2 separate regions of the Homo sapiens genome follow, and region 1 is linked to region 2. Evidence: chromatin loops called from intact Hi-C (ENCODE). Cell type or tissue: chondrocyte. All regions are shown on one strand. Each heading gives the region's core, and the rest is flanking DNA. Links, peaks and the distances in the headings are about the cores only. Region 1 has its middle 2.5 kb from the start of LINC00547. Region 2 overlaps LOC124903159 (a long non-coding RNA gene).

Region 1 (2,926 bases), core at 281-2,780, 86 kb after region 2:
CCATTAATTATTAGGTCAGCTTGCTCTTGGACCCACTTCCTCATAGTTGTTTTCCTACTGTCCCAGAAGCATGAAAACCTTGTCACAAGGTCATAGATCACCTTAACTGCCCTATAGACAACAACTTGAATATTGTGAAATGTAAAGTTTTCCATTTCAGTTATTCTTTCAAGTCCTGAATACCAGTGAAACTATTGAGATAAGCTGGTCTGAAGGATGCCGTGAGAAGCTGACTCACCAAAGAATGTAGTTTCCACATGCTGAAGATTTTATCCCCCTTACCCTGACTGATCAATGAACCCGATTTTCCAGCCTCTCACTCTACACAATCCCCTTAAAAATCTGACCCCAGAACTCCTCAGGGACATGGAGTTGAGGATCTCCTCCCATTTCCTTGCTTAGTTGCCCTTGGATACCTAAACTCTTTCTCTGCTGTAAACTCTGCTGTCTCAGTGTATTGGTATGTTACTACACAGCAGACATAGGAAATTGTTGGTCCTGTAATAATTGGGTGCATGAGAAGACAAGATTAGTAAAGTGGAAAAGTGAACAATAAAACATAACCGAATATAAGCAGAGAGAGTAAAAAGCATGGAAACCACAGAGCAGAGCTAAAATATCAGACATTACATTATTCTACTATTAGAATAATGTAACATACATCTTACTGATGTGCCAGGAAAAAAAGAGAGAATAAATCATAAATAACATTGAGGAGTAAACATCCAAGAATTTCTCCAAACCATTGAAAGATATCGACCTTTATATCCAAAGCTCTGGAAACCCAGAGTATTTAAACAAGATAACCACACCTGCATATAAAGTGATTAAATCAATGAAAACCAAAGGCTGAGAAAAATCTTAAAAGCAGTCTGAAGGCAAGATGTATTTCTATTAAAGAAACAAAAATTATTAATTTCTCAAGAGAAACATTGAAAACCAGAAGATAATATAATGACATTGCTAGGTGTTGAAAGAAAATAATTACCAAATTATAATTTAATATACTGTGAAGTTATCTTTCAAAACTGTAGGTGAAATAAAGCATTTTCAGACAAACAAAAATGAAGAGAGTTTATCAGCATTCAGCTTGAACTAAAAAAAATAAATGAAGGGATATTTTTAGGCAAAAAAAAAATGTTCAAAACACAGAAGAGCGGGAGAGAATAAAGAAAAAATGAGAGTAAATTCCTGTAATCCCAGCACTTTGGGAGTCTGAGGCAGGCAGATCCCCTGAGGTCAGGAGTTCGAGATCAGCCTGGCCAACATGGTGAAACCCCATCTCTACTAAAAATACAAAAATTAATTGGGCATGGTAGCACACACCTGTAGTCCCAGCTATTTGGGAGGCTGAGACAGGAGAATGACTTGAACCTGGGAGGCAGATGTTGCAGTGAGCAGAGATCACGCCACTGCACTCCTGCCTGGGTGACAGAGCAAGACTCCATCTCAAAAAAAAAAAAAAAGTAAATACGTTGGTTGATATAAATGAATATTAACTATAAAATATTACTGTTATGCCTAAATTATATGTAGAATTTAAATGACTGACAACTATATTGCAAGAGGTCAAAGTTTGGGAAAATAAGGCTTACAGCTTCTAAGTTTTTAGCTGTTTCAAGAAATTGGCAGCTTTCTTTGCCATTATCTCTGTGATTCTTCTAAATACCCATTACTGTTTTCTGACAGTCTGCCCAATGCCTTTTACGTGACAATAGATGACTCTTAACCCCATTCCAATAGATGAACTTGCTTTCTATTAACAAAGATTATTTTGCTGCTTCCACTTTTATAGCTACAATTAAATTGCAGACTATGTATAGTTTGAATATGTCCCCAAAAAGCATGCATTGGAAACTTAATCCCTAATGCAACAGTGTTAAGAGTTAGGGCCTACTGAGAAACAATTATGTCAGGAGGCCAGAATGAATGGATTAAGGCCATTATTGCAAGAGTGAGTTTGTTATAAAAAGGGGGAGTTCAATCTCTTTTGGCTTTCTCTCTTGCCCTATCTTTGCCTTTGCACCATGAGATGATACAGCAAGAAAGTCTTCGCAAAATGCCAACACCTTTTTATTGAACTTCCCAGCTTCCAGAACTGTGAAGCAATACATTTTTTTCATTATAAATTACTCAGCCTGTGGTCTTCTGTTATAGTTGCAAAAAACAGACTAAGACAGATTATTACCAAAAAAATCTGTTTTTCTTCAGAAATGGAATATGGTAGAGATGCATTATTTATACTGCAGTAACTTATGATGTGCCATTGCATTGTAAACTCTTAGCGGGTTCTTTTTCTTTATTCTGTATTAAAGCCAGACACTTCCTCAATTGGTATTGGCTTTCTTGATATAGTTTCTAGACTTTTTGCTTTTTGTCTTTCTCATGTGTGTATTATGAAAACATCGATGGCTATCGATATAGTCTTTCACATCTTCTCAAGGTTTGGCTTAAGTATACTAGTTCATATCCTCTGAAACTTGAAAGTGGTTAATTTGTAACCCTGTACAGATAGTATCAACTAATGTTTAGATTGTCTTGATCCCAAAGCAAAGATCTCAGAATGGAATGGCTTTTTTTAAAATGGTTCATTTAATTTGTGGATGTTCAAAAGCAATATGGTTATTTTTTCAGATAACTGAAAAAGGGATTCAAACCTGTCTACATGTTGTCCTTGCATACTGAAAAAAAAAAACAAACCACGGTTAGAAAACACTTTGCAGAACTTACCCAATAGTTATTTATAGGGAGATCAATGTGCTATTTTCTAATGCATTTTCTTCTGCTTTTTGTTTTTCACTCTTTTTTCTTGCTCTTTTAGTACCAATGAAACAGAAAACTGGATTTAGTCTCGACTTTTTAATATAATTATTCCAATTGTCCATTTTACTTCATTAAGTGTCACAGATAAAGATGTAGTATAATT
Region 2 (2,926 bases), core at 329-2,828:
TCAATAGAAATTAATTACATGCCTATTTTGAATCAAAACTTAATCTAGTGTTTAAGTATGTTGGCTTTTGTCTTAGATGAGTACAGTGTTGTCAGTTGCCACCTGTGTGATATGAACAAGTTAATCTCCATAAGTTTTCATTTTCTCACCTGAAAATATATGTAATAATATATAACTTGCAGATGTGTTGTTATATTTAAATAATAAAAATTTATATAAAACTCTTAACAGTGTTAGGCACATACAAATAATCAGTAAACCAAGTTTTTAAAAATTTCTTCTTAATTCTTAGGTACTGTGAGAATAAAACATGACTACTTCCATTCCTTTCATTAAATTACTTTATAAGGCATTATGTCATCTGCACTGTAGAGAAGAAAAGAATGAAAGTAAGAAGCAGTCAAGAACTTTTTTAGGCAGGGCACAGTGGCTCATACCTGTAATCCCAGCACTTTGGGAGACCGAGGCGGGTGGATCACCTGAGGTTAAGAGTTCGTGACCAGCCTAGCCAACATGGTGAAACCCCCGTCTGTACTAAAAATACAAATTTAGCCGGGCGTGGTGGTGCATACCTGTAATCCCAGCTACTTGGGAGGCTGAAGCAGGAGAATTGCTAGAACCAACCTGCGAGGCTGAGGTTGCCATGAGCCGAGAGCACGCCATTGCACTCCAGCCTGGGCAAGAAGAGCGAAACTCTGTCTCAAAAAAAAAAAAACTTTTGTAATTCTTACCTAATTATACGACCTGGAGCAAGTCCCTTCTCTTGAGTCTGAGGTTTTTCATCTGAAAAATGGCAACAGTTATAATACATGTTAGAACTTCATGAGTAGCAAATGTCATTATGTTTCTGACATACTTTGAAAACTCTAATACACTTAAGGTGAGCAACGATAAAATAGCTGCTGTTAACTAGTGTTAATTCACACCAAAATTGTGCTGAGATCTTTACGTGTATTATCTCATTTAACCTCTTTAATCATCCTGTAACATATATATTATGAAATCTATTTATCATGAGCAAAAAAAGGACTTAGAGTTCCAAGATCACACCAGTTTGTGGCCAAGAATTCAAACCCAGATATGTTTATGTCCAAAATCAATACTGTAAAATATATTTTATGGTGCTACTAGTAATGAAGTGGTTCAGTGCATGGGAAAAATGTGCTAAGGACAGTGGATACTTTAATTTTGCCAGATCGTAGGGAATGTAGAACTGTGGAAGTCAGGACTGGAGGACAGGCTGGAGACACCATTTGGAAAGTTCTGAATGTAACGGCGAGGATTCAATTTAAATGAGGAAGATATGAGGAACTATGGAAGATTCTTATGAACATTCAAGCTGTGACTTAGAAGGGTTGAAATAGATGAATTAAATACGGGTGGGGAAAAAAAGCAGAGAGATGACTAAGAAGCTGTTTCAGCATTCTGCTATGGACCAGAACTAGGGCGCCGGTCATGGGAATGCTGCACAGTGAGTCTGTGTCTAGGAATGTTCTAGTGCTCACATGCCACTTATTAAGGATGTGTTCAGGAGGAACTTGTTGATGTGCCACTTTAACACTTTAAGGCAACCCTCCCATATCAGCAGCAGGGCACCAAAGGCATACTCCCATCAGTATTCTGGGTTTGCATGAGTTCCTTCTGAGCCAGACTTTTGCCACATTATCCCTACTTGTGACTTATCTCTTATTTCCTCTTGCTTGCTTCAAACCCATCTCTGATTTTGGCACCTTTAGTTTTCTTGGCTTTTGACCTCTGTTTTGCAAAATGTAGGTTTTGTTATTATTATGCAGGTGACCAGATTAGGAGATGGTTGCCATTGAAAAGGTAGTTTGTTACTCACAGTTCCAGGAGGAAGGGGTACACCATGCCACACCTGGCCACCCTGGGGAAGCGCTGGCATCAGGAGGCAGAGGGAGTGAGGGGAAAATGTGGACAAAAGTCTTTATTATGGTTTCCACAGGAAGTGACTGGCAAGGAAGGGCAAACAGGTTTGGTATTGATGAGTTCGAGTAATTTCAGCACGCTATGGGATCTAGGGGCTGTCCCTAGTTGTCTGGTATCTGGGTCTGGGGTGAGTAGGGCAGGCGGGTAGTGGTCCTCAGTGTAAAGGACTAATAAAGAAGGTGGTTGAGATGTGGGCTCTGGATTGGTTACTTGGTATATGAAAGGTGCACTCATAAGCTAGTCTTTTACTATCTCTAAGAATTAACTAGGGTCAGTCTTTCCAGAGTCTGCAAGTCTCCAAGATGTCAAAGCATCAAATATAAAGAAACTAGAAAATGTGGTTATTATATTTTGACCCACTGTTTTTATTCCTAGCTTATAATCAATAGTTTTCTTCTTGACTCATCAAAATCAGACCTACTTACAGATATTTTCTGAGCTTTCTTACTTAGCCAAAGGCATTCATTCTCGTGCATGAGGAGGTGGGGCAAGGCCGTTCCCATAAACAAAGTCCCACATGATGGTAATGGCTACATACCTAGGTCTAAAGTGGTCCAGACAGTGAGAAAAAGAACTTACATGTTTCAGAATGCTGTGACATGACCTGTATGATATGTGGCACTGATCAGTAGTTACCATCAGTGTATGCTGCATTAGAAATCAGGAGAATTGAGCCTACTATCTATGTTGACACTAACTATCTATGTGACTTTAAATCATTTTGCTTCATTGGTTTTCAGTTTTGTCTTTTGTAAAGAAAGAATTGGATTAGGTACTTCTGCAGCTCTTCTAGCTTCAGTATTCTATGATGCTAGCCCATGAAATACATATGCTGCAGTACTTAAATGGATTTCTTTTCATTTCTAACTTGATATGCCAACTAGACAGTCTCTTTTAGCTTTTAGCTGAAAATGTTCTATTATATCCCTCATTCTTCCCTTCAAAAAGAGTACAATGTTAGGGAATTTATTACACTTAA

What was found. A loop is a pair of places that touch in the nucleus more often than their neighbours do. Peaks named below come from ENCODE experiments on the same cell type or tissue, not always from the same donor. Only the 100,000 strongest peaks of a DNase experiment are listed, where the experiment ranks them.
Region 1: it touches region 2 in a loop (2.0-fold over the local background); 1 of 110 quality-filtered maps calls a loop at or near these places.

Annotation. Positions count from the first base shown.
Region 1 is chr13:37,530,980-37,533,905 of GRCh38, forward strand. No RefSeq gene overlaps it. Among named protein-coding and RNA genes, the nearest start is that of LINC00547, 2.5 kb to the right of the region's middle. In chondrocyte, for the core only: no CTCF peak of the experiment used is centred there; no DNase peak of the experiment used is centred there.
Region 2 is chr13:37,445,222-37,448,147 of GRCh38, forward strand. The region is part of intron 2 of LOC124903159 (a long non-coding RNA gene); the gene reads left to right. Among named protein-coding and RNA genes, the nearest start is that of LINC01048, 38 kb to the right of the region's middle. In chondrocyte, for the core only: no CTCF peak of the experiment used is centred there; a DNase peak (open chromatin) is centred at 1,468.